Linked DNA regions of Homo sapiens: region 2 is linked to region 1. The links are chromatin contacts, found by Hi-C or POLR2A ChIA-PET in ENCODE. All regions are on one chromosome and are shown on one strand. The core of a region is the stretch at or near the end of the contact, and the rest is flanking DNA. Distances in the headings are between cores, read along the strand shown. Region 1 holds the start of PYCARD (PYD and CARD domain containing). Region 2 holds the start of MIR762HG (MIR762 host gene).

Evidence for each region. Hi-C counts contacts between places; a loop is a spot of excess contacts on that map. ChIA-PET counts read pairs that join two places held with the same protein, here RNA polymerase II (POLR2A). Pooled maps may share reads with other maps.
Region 2: a map of naive thymus-derived CD4-positive, alpha-beta T cell shows a loop between it and region 1 (5-fold over the local background). The contact joins the promoter of MIR762HG here to the promoter of PYCARD in region 1. A Hi-C loop is called at or near these places in 1 of 168 maps with a recorded cell type or tissue (naive thymus-derived CD4-positive, alpha-beta T cell) and 1 of 50 pooled maps. POLR2A ChIA-PET finds 5 or more read pairs at or near these places in 2 of 52 experiments (CD4-positive, alpha-beta memory T cell and CD8-positive, alpha-beta memory T cell).

Annotation. Positions count from the first base shown.
Region 1 is chr16:31,200,726-31,205,145 of GRCh38, reverse strand. It overlaps PYCARD (PYD and CARD domain containing), which reads left to right and starts at 2,386. Exons shown (of 3, transcript NM_013258.5): 1 at 2,386-2,729; 2 at 2,943-2,999; 3 at 3,305-3,660. The coding sequence starts at 2,456. The coding sequence ends at 3,561. PYCARD-AS1 (PYCARD antisense RNA 1) reads right to left here and starts at 3,261. Exons shown (of 2, transcript NR_102400.1): 1 at 3,160-3,261; 2 at 1,694-2,686. RefSeq lists a silencer at 2,036-2,395 and enhancers at 2,506-2,735, 2,925-3,555.
Region 2 is chr16:30,873,420-30,877,839 of GRCh38, reverse strand. MIR762HG (MIR762 host gene) reads right to left here and starts at 2,380. Exons shown (of 3, transcript NR_110942.1): 1 at 2,354-2,380; 2 at 1,722-1,810. It overlaps MIR4519 (microRNA 4519), which reads left to right and starts at 2,517; the gene lies at 2,517-2,574. It also overlaps a transcript of BCL7C not described here. RefSeq lists a silencer at 1,608-1,667 and enhancers at 1,988-2,037, 2,068-2,277, 1,587-2,341, 2,548-2,807, 2,342-3,096 and 1 more.

The DNA of each region.
Region 1 (4,420 bases), core at 1,137-3,636:
TCCCACAGGGGCGGAGGTTCACGGATCAGCAAGCTGGAAGGGGCAGCTGAAGAGGTTGGCAAGGACCTTGAAGGCCAAGCCAAGGGCTTGGGACTTGAGTTTGAGGGCACTGGGGAGTCATGAGGGGGTCTCTGAGCCAGGCAGGTGCAGGATCATATGTGTGGGTTAGGAAGATGTATCCTTCTGGCCACAGTGCACAAAAGGAAATGGAGATTCTGGAAGGATAAAGGCCAGTGAGAAGGCATGATAAACATCCATGAGCCAAGGAACACTGGCTGTTGGACCACAAGTGCCACCCATGGTGAGGATGTTGGCACACAGCTTACCCCAGCCCACATGCTACAAGGATGGGGAGCAAGGCCAGGCACAGTGGCTCACACCTGTAATCCTAGCATGTTGGGAGGCCAAGGCAGGAGGACTGCTGAGCCCAGGACTTTGAGACCAGCCTGAACAACATAGGGAAACCCATTCTCTATAAAAATTTTAAAAACTAGCCAGGCATGGTGGCACAACTGTAGTCGCAGGTACTCAGGAGGCCGAGGTGAGAGAATTGCTTGAGCCCAGGAGTTCAAGGCTGCAGTGAGCCACAATCCCTCCGGTGTACTCCAGCCTGGGCAACAGAGTGAGGTCCTGTCTTCAAAAGAAAAAACAAACAACAACAACAACAACAACAAAAAGGCTTTCAGCAGGGTAGCAGAGCACTGCTCCCCATCGTGGTTTTTGTTTGTTTGTTTTTGTTCCTGTTTTGAGATGGAGTTTCGCTCTTGTTGCCCAGGCTGAAGTGCAATGGTGTGATCTCAGCTCACTGCAACCTCCACCTCACGGGTTCAGGCGATTCTCCTGCCTCAGCCTCCCCAGTAGCTGGGATTACAGGCACCTGCCACCACGCCCGGCTAATTTTTGTATTTTTAGTAGAGATGGGGTTTCACTCTGTTGGCCAGGCTGGTCTCAAACTCCTGATCACCCACCTCGCCCTCCCAAAATGCTGGGATTACAGGCATGAGTCACCGTGCCCGGCCCATCCTGGTTGTCTTGTTTGTTTTTGAGACAAGGTGTCTGTTGCCGAGTGGCACAGAGTGCAGTGGCACAATCATAGCTCACTGCACCCTCAACCTCCTGGGCTCAAGTGACCCTCCGGCCTCAGCCTCCCAAAGCACTGAGATGACATGCGTGATGAGCCACTGCACCCAGCCATGCTGGAAGCTTTTGAATACAACATGCTGCAGGCATCACAGCCTCATTCATTCCTTCACTCAGCAAATCTTTACTCAGCACCTAATGTGTTCCAGATACATTTTTTTTTTTCAGATGGAATCTAGCTCTGTCACCCAGGCTGGAGTGCAGTGGTGCAATCTTGGCTCACTGTAGCCTCTGCCTCCGAGGTTCAAGCGATTCTCATGCCTCAGCCGCCCTAGTAGCTAGGATTACAGGCGCCCTCCACCACACACAGCTATTTCCAGGTACATTCTTGACGCTAGGAATTCAGCAAAGAATAAGACAGTTAAGGTCTCCGATGCTCATAGGCCTCACATTTTAGAGAGGGATGAATGTCCAATAAGCATATAAACGTATAATATGTCAGGGTCGTATGACTACAAGGAACAGTGATTGTTACAACCCAGATGAGAGGGAAAAATAAAGGATTCCAAATATCCCCCTTGGGAAGTAGAGTCAGGATTCAAACAAAGAACTGTATGGCTTCAAGTTCATGGTCTTTAATCTCCTGGAGGCTGTCTCTCTTTCTTTTTTCTTTTTTTTAATCAGTGTTGGGATCAAATTCTGGCTCCCCTAGGAAGCATCTGGCAAGGTTTCGGGAGCCATCGGGTTGGCCATGTTATGCTGGAATATTTATAAGCACCGGAGGGTTATCCCCATGTCGTAGAAAATGAAACTGAAGCTCAGAGAGATTTGCACTCTCTGCCCTTTTGTACAACTCATTTTTCCCCAGTATGTGGAATTGAGGGAGCTTCACGCTTCTAGCTGTCATGATTCCAAGATTCTACGACATGTGGGAGAGGATCCTAAGGTTCGGGGAACCGCGGAGGTTTCGGGGTTCTAGAAATCCGAGGTTCTAAGCCTAGGTGCTCCAATAAACCCAGTGAGAGCCAGCCCAGGTTTCCGGTCTGTACCCGCTGGTGCAAGCCCAGAGACAAGCAGGCGCCACCCATGAGCCCCTCTGCGGCCCCCTCCCGGGTCCCACCTCGCAGGCCAGCTGGAGGGCGCGATCCTGGCGTCCCCCGACGGCCTGGGGCCCCAATCCAGAGGCCTGGGTGGGAGGGGACCAAGGGTGTAGTAAGGAAGCGCCTTTTGCTGGAGGGCAACGGACCGGGGCGGGGAGTCGGGAGACCAGAGTGGGAGGAAGGCGGGGAGTCCAGGTTCCGCCCCGGAGCCGACTTCCTCCTGGTCGGCGGCTGCAGCGGGGTGAGCGGCGGCAGCGGCCGGGGATCCTGGAGCCATGGGGCGCGCGCGCGACGCCATCCTGGATGCGCTGGAGAACCTGACCGCCGAGGAGCTCAAGAAGTTCAAGCTGAAGCTGCTGTCGGTGCCGCTGCGCGAGGGCTACGGGCGCATCCCGCGGGGCGCGCTGCTGTCCATGGACGCCTTGGACCTCACCGACAAGCTGGTCAGCTTCTACCTGGAGACCTACGGCGCCGAGCTCACCGCTAACGTGCTGCGCGACATGGGCCTGCAGGAGATGGCCGGGCAGCTGCAGGCGGCCACGCACCAGGGTGAGCCGCCCCCGTTCCCCTCCACCCCGTCTTTCCCCTCCACCCACACCAGCGCTTACCCCGCGGGCTCTTCCGCTTTCTGTTCCTCCTACCCCTAAACAAAGCTGCTCTACCGGAAAGGAGGCTCCCCACGCTTGGCCTACCGACCAACGGGACCCCGGCCCCACGGCGGGAAGGGAAGGGAAGGGGATCACTTGGCCCATATCCTTCCAGGCTCTGGAGCCGCGCCAGCTGGGATCCAGGCCCCTCCTCAGTCGGCAGCCAAGCCAGGTGAGGCCTCCACACCCAGCCCGGCCCCACCGCACTCCTGCACAGCCTGCATCTGTGCTCCCGCAACCAGGGCAGGGCAGGGCAGGGCAGGCACGGCTTGGCAACCCTGCGCACCCCACCCACCAACCCACACCCTGCGGGGGAAGGGAGACAATATTACCCTCATCCCACTGCATGTGGGGTCCTGGTGGCCGCCCCCTGGAGCCCTGCCCCTAGGCTTGCAGAGGAATTCCTGAAGAACTCAAGTTCAGCAGGGACAGGCCCCACACCCTGGCTGCTGGCTCATGTTCTCCTCCCACCCCCAGGCCTGCACTTTATAGACCAGCACCGGGCTGCGCTTATCGCGAGGGTCACAAACGTTGAGTGGCTGCTGGATGCTCTGTACGGGAAGGTCCTGACGGATGAGCAGTACCAGGCAGTGCGGGCCGAGCCCACCAACCCAAGCAAGATGCGGAAGCTCTTCAGTTTCACACCAGCCTGGAACTGGACCTGCAAGGACTTGCTCCTCCAGGCCCTAAGGGAGTCCCAGTCCTACCTGGTGGAGGACCTGGAGCGGAGCTGAGGCTCCTTCCCAGCAACACTCCGGTCAGCCCCTGGCAATCCCACCAAATCATCCTGAATCTGATCTTTTTATACACAATATACGAAAAGCCAGCTTGAACTTGTGTGTTTTCCTGCTTCTAGCCTGCTGGCATGTGCAGAGCTCAGCTATGCTTCAGAGGCCACCCAGCCTCCAGCTCCATGTCCCTAGGGTCTCTGGCACCCCAAATGCTTCCCCCATCCTTCCTGGTATCGCCATGGAATATCCCTCCTCATTCACCAGGTGGTGCTCCTCCAGTGCTCCCTAAAGGGTCTAACCTTACCATTATAGATAACAGCCTGTGACCCAGGTCCGAAGGTTAAAAGAGGCATGTACCAAAGGGCGCAAACTGGTGGGCAGCTCTGTCCAAGCCATTTAGAAACACACTAGTCTTCATAGCTCCCCTACCTTCCACATTTTCCACTGGAGAAAAATGCAGAATTAGAGAAATTTGCAGGGGGAGACACATTAGAGCATTATCTAAACATAGGACAGAAGAGCACAAGTCACCAAATTGCTCGAGGGCTCCTTCTGGTGCTGGCTCTTAACAGGCTTAAAGGCTCCCTCTGCCCCACCCCATCCCGTGGGGGAAAGGGTCATAGGTTGCACTTTGCTCAAAAAACATGCCAACCACCAAAGCAGATTTTCAGGAAATGAGTTGTGTGTGGTAGCTGCCTCTTTTCTTGATGCGATTTTTTTGGAGGGTTATTACTTATTCATTCATTTGAAAGGAACATTTAAAACTTTTTTTTTGAGATGGAATCTCGCTGTGTCACCCAGACTGGAGTGCAGTGGCGTGACCTCAGCTCACTGCAACCTCCACCTCCCAGGTTCAAGCTAT
Region 2 (4,420 bases), core at 1,131-3,630, 330 kb after region 1:
CTTGGAGCTGTGAGCCTGTGAATGTGATTTGTTTGGCTTACATGGTGTTGAACATGTTGGCAACATTAAAATCAAGTGATTTCATATAAAAATCTGGACTAGGCTGGGCGCGGTGGCTCACGCCTGTAATCCCAGCACTTTGGGAGGCCGAGGCGGGTGGATCACGAGGTCAGGAGATCGAGACCATCCTGGCTAACACGGTGAAACCCCATCTCTACTAAAAATACAACAAATTAGCTGGGCGCGGTGGCGGGTGCCTGTAGTCCCAGCTACTCGGGAGGCTGAGGCAGGAGAATGGCCTGAACCCAGGAGGCGGAGCTTGCAGTGAGCCGAGATAGTGCCACTGCACTCGGGCCTGGTGAAAGAGCGAGACTCCGTCTCAAAAAAAAAAAAAAAATCTGGACTCAGGCCGGGTGACGTGCCTCACACTGTAACCCCAGCACTTTGGGAGGCTGAGGCAGGAGGACTGCTTGAGCCTAGGAGTTGAGGCTACAGTGAGCTATGTGTTGCTACCCTTCAACCTGCGCGACAGAGCAAGATCCTGTCTCTACCAAAAATAAAAAAAGAAATCTGGACTCCAGCTACCCTTGAAAGCAGATATTCTGAGATACTGAGTTTGCCTCCTGGAGTGGTCATGGGGCGGAGGTTGGTGGGGTAGGGGGGTAGGGGGTGCAGAACACTGACTGCCCTGGGGGCGGAGTCTCTGCCCTTCAGTCCCCGCAATCCCTACCGCTCCCTGGTGTTCCACTCTCCTCCTTGCTGTTCACTTGCATGGCCTCCAGGCTAATGGCTGAGTTTTGCGGCCAGGCATTTCAGGCCTCCCAGCCTTGGCCTCTGCTCACCTTCTCCACCTCCTCACTCCCTGCTCTAGTCATCTTCATCTCATGTCCTGCCCTCCAGCCACATGGGCTTCTTGGTCCCTTCCACACCTGTTTTTGCCCATGGAGTTCTCCCACCAAGTTCCTTATGGTAGAAAAGCCCCTGCTGGATTTGGCCCCTGCCCACCTCTCCTGCCCCTTTCCCCAAGCTTTCTTCCAACTCATGCATAGAACTTCTACCACAAGGAAGCTGGCCAGGCTGTTAGCACTCCCGTTCCCTCTGTCTGTGAAGCCCTTTCCTTCCCTCCACCCTCCCCTTCTCTCTCTTATCTCAGGCTTTGGGTTTGATTTCACCTCCTCCAAGGTTCCCTGACCTTCAAACTAGGTCAGGTCCCTGGTTAGTCACTATACTTCCTCTTTCTCACCTCCTTCATCTCACTTCCCCTGCTAGAATAAGGCCACATCTGTCTCATAATCTCTGTCTTCCTAGGGCCTAGTGTGGTGCCTGGCATACAGTAGGTGCTCATTAATGATAAATGAATGAAAGCAAGCACATCTCCCTTTCTCTACTGGCAAAATCCTAATCCTTTTCTGGTTACATTTCTCCTGTAGCATCCAATTCTGTTCTCGAGACCCAAAAGATCCCTGAGGTCCTGTGATCAATGGAGTTTTAGCTCAGGTCCATTTCACAGTGGGCCCAGGGGATCCCCAGATTCATCCGTGGTTATTTCCCCAGGCACAGAGTGAGTGCACTGGTGGCACAGGCATACCCAGCAAGTGGCATAATCCCCCCCATTAGTTAACTGGGTGTCGCTGTGCATGGCTGTGAAGGCAGGGATGCACCTGGCTGGTGACCCCAGAACCCCTCCGGGTACGGCACAAGGGCAGAGCCCAAGAACTTACTTTCTGTCCTCTTGCATTTGCCTGTGGATTTGCAGTTGGTAATGGCGTTCTTGCCCGGCCCTCCTTTGTTCCTCCAGGCAGCCAGGCAGCTGTGGCGTAGTGAAAGGGCAGGATGCGGGATAGGAATGGAGTTATTCCTGATTCAGACTGATTTGCTCTAACTGTGATTTGGGGCAAGTCCCTTCCCCTGTCTAGACCTTAGCTGGCTGCCGCATCTAAAAAATGGAGCCAATAATCTTTTCCTCGTCTTTGGGGTCATCCATCTTTCAACCACATCAGGAGCAGCGGGAACCAAGTGCAGAGGATGGCCTTAAAAGCAGTATGGGAACCAAATTTTTGTAAAGTAAATATTTTCAACCTTTATATTTTGGAATCACCAGCGGTATTTATTACGTGCACTCTAGGAAATGGAGGCAATGCAATGCCAAAAACAGAAAGTAAAACTGCTGTCCTGTGCCGCGGCCCGGTGGAGGTTTTAATGTCTGTATCTTAAGATCTGGTGAGGGCACGGGTAGGTGCGGCTGGACTGAGTGAAACCAGCCCCGCTGGGCGCCTGGGCCCTTGTCTCAGGGCTGTGCTCGCAGTGGAGGCATCTGCAGCTCGGCACCCAGAGGCCCCGCGACCCTTCCAACCTTTGTGACGCTCCGCGGAGACAAAGGCCGGCGGCGCAGCCTTGGGAAGGGTTAAGGCCACAGACGCAGCCCTGCGCGTGCTAGAGCGGCCGGTGGCGGACTTCCGGTTGGGGCGCGGGCGCGCGCCGCGTGTTCCCGACCCGCCGAGGCTGAGACCTCGGGCAACCTCAGCAGTGCGCAGGGCTGCACTGTCTCCGTCTGCGGCCTGCAGTAAGCGGGTAGGGGATATGTCGCGTGGCCTCGCCTGGTCTGCGGCGGGAAACTCGCATCTAGGCCAGACCCTCCCGCAGGGTCCGCACTCGCGATCTGGGCTGTGGGCAGCATCGTGGCCCCTCGGGGCGTTATAGGGGCGTGAGGATCCCGGGCGAGCTGGGGGCGGGCGGCTTCTTCAGCTCCCTTGCGCCATGGAACCCACTGTATGCCCGTTATGCAGTCAGGAAAGATGAGGCCGGGAAGGAGGGCGTTACGCTGCAACCCCGGAGACCAGCTGTCCCTCGCGTTGCCGCAGTCGGCAGAGGCGTGGCCGGAGCCATTCCCGGTCTCCAGTGCGGCTGCAAGAGCGGGCGCCCGAGGGCGTTCTGCTCCGGGCCTCCACCCGCGAGCTGACCGTGTCAGGCGCGCCACACACGGCGCTTCTCATTCTCTCTCCACCTCGCGAGGCAGAAGCTGCCGTTCCCGTGTCACAGACAGAAAAACAGTCTGGGGTGATTTATCCGGAGTCAAGACTCAGGTCTGTGGCTCAGTCGGGAAGGATAGAAACCCAAGCTTCCTCCGAATGGTTCAGAGACCCGACCAAGTTAAATAATAATGGCCCTGGCTCAGGGGTCTTTAAGTCTTCCCCCCGCCCTCCCCTTTTGTTTTTGTTTTGTTTTGAGACCGCCTCACTGTCCCCCAGGCTGGAGTGCAGCGGTGCGATCTCCGCTCACTGCAGCTTCGACCTCCCGAGGGCTCAGGTGATCCTCCCACCTCAACCTCAGGAGTGTCTGGGACTACAAACACGCGCCACCACGCCCGGCTAATTTTTCTGTTTTTTGTAGAGTCAGGATCTCGCTATGTTGTCCAGGCTGGTCTGGAACTCCTGGGCTCAAGCGATCCTCCTGCCTCGGCCTCTGAAAGTGCTGGGATTACAGGCATGAGCCACCGCACCTGGCTACCCTTTAATTAACTCAAGGAGTTTAATAATTGAATTTAGGCTGGGCTCAGTGGCTCACGCCTGTAATCCTAGCACTTTAAGAGGCCACGTCGGGCAGATCACTTGAGGTCAGGAGTTCAAGACCAGTCTGGCCAACATGGTGAAACCCTGTCTCTACTAAAAATACAAAAATTAGACGGATGTGGTGCCACACACCTGTAATCCCAGCTACTCGGGAGGCTGAGGCAGGAGAATCCCTTGAACCCGGGAGGCAGAGGTTGCAGTGAGCCAAGATCGCACCACTGCACTCTAGCCTGGGCCACAGAGCAAGAATCTGTCTCAAAAAAAAAAAAAAAGGTTTGACACCTATACCTTCCTCTGTGTGTGTGTGTGTGTGTGTATACATATATCTATATATATATGTATATAGAGAGAGGAGGAAAAATTATATAATTTTTCTATATGTGTGTGTGTGTATATATATCTGTACAATTTTTTTTTTTTTTGAGACAGTGTAGCTCTGTGGCCCAGGATGGAGTGCAGGGACTCGATCTCGGCTCACTGCAACCTCCGCCTCCCAGGTTCAAGCGATTCTCCTGCCTCAGCCTCCCGAGTAGCTGGGATTACAGGCTGCTGCTACCATGCCTGGGTAATTTTTGTATTTTTAGTAGAGACAGGGTTTTGCTATGTTGCCCAGGCTGGTCTGGAACTCCTGAGCTCAAAAGTGATCTGCCTGCCCCAGCCTCCCCAAATGCTGGGATTACAGGTCTGAGCCATCACACCCGGCCCATATATACGTATTTTAAAATAACACCTTTACTGAGAGAGATGACTCACACACCATACAACTCACCCATTTAAAGTGTACAGTTCAATGATTCTTAGTATCTTCACAGTTTTGCAAATATCACCACAGTCAATTTTAGAACATTTTC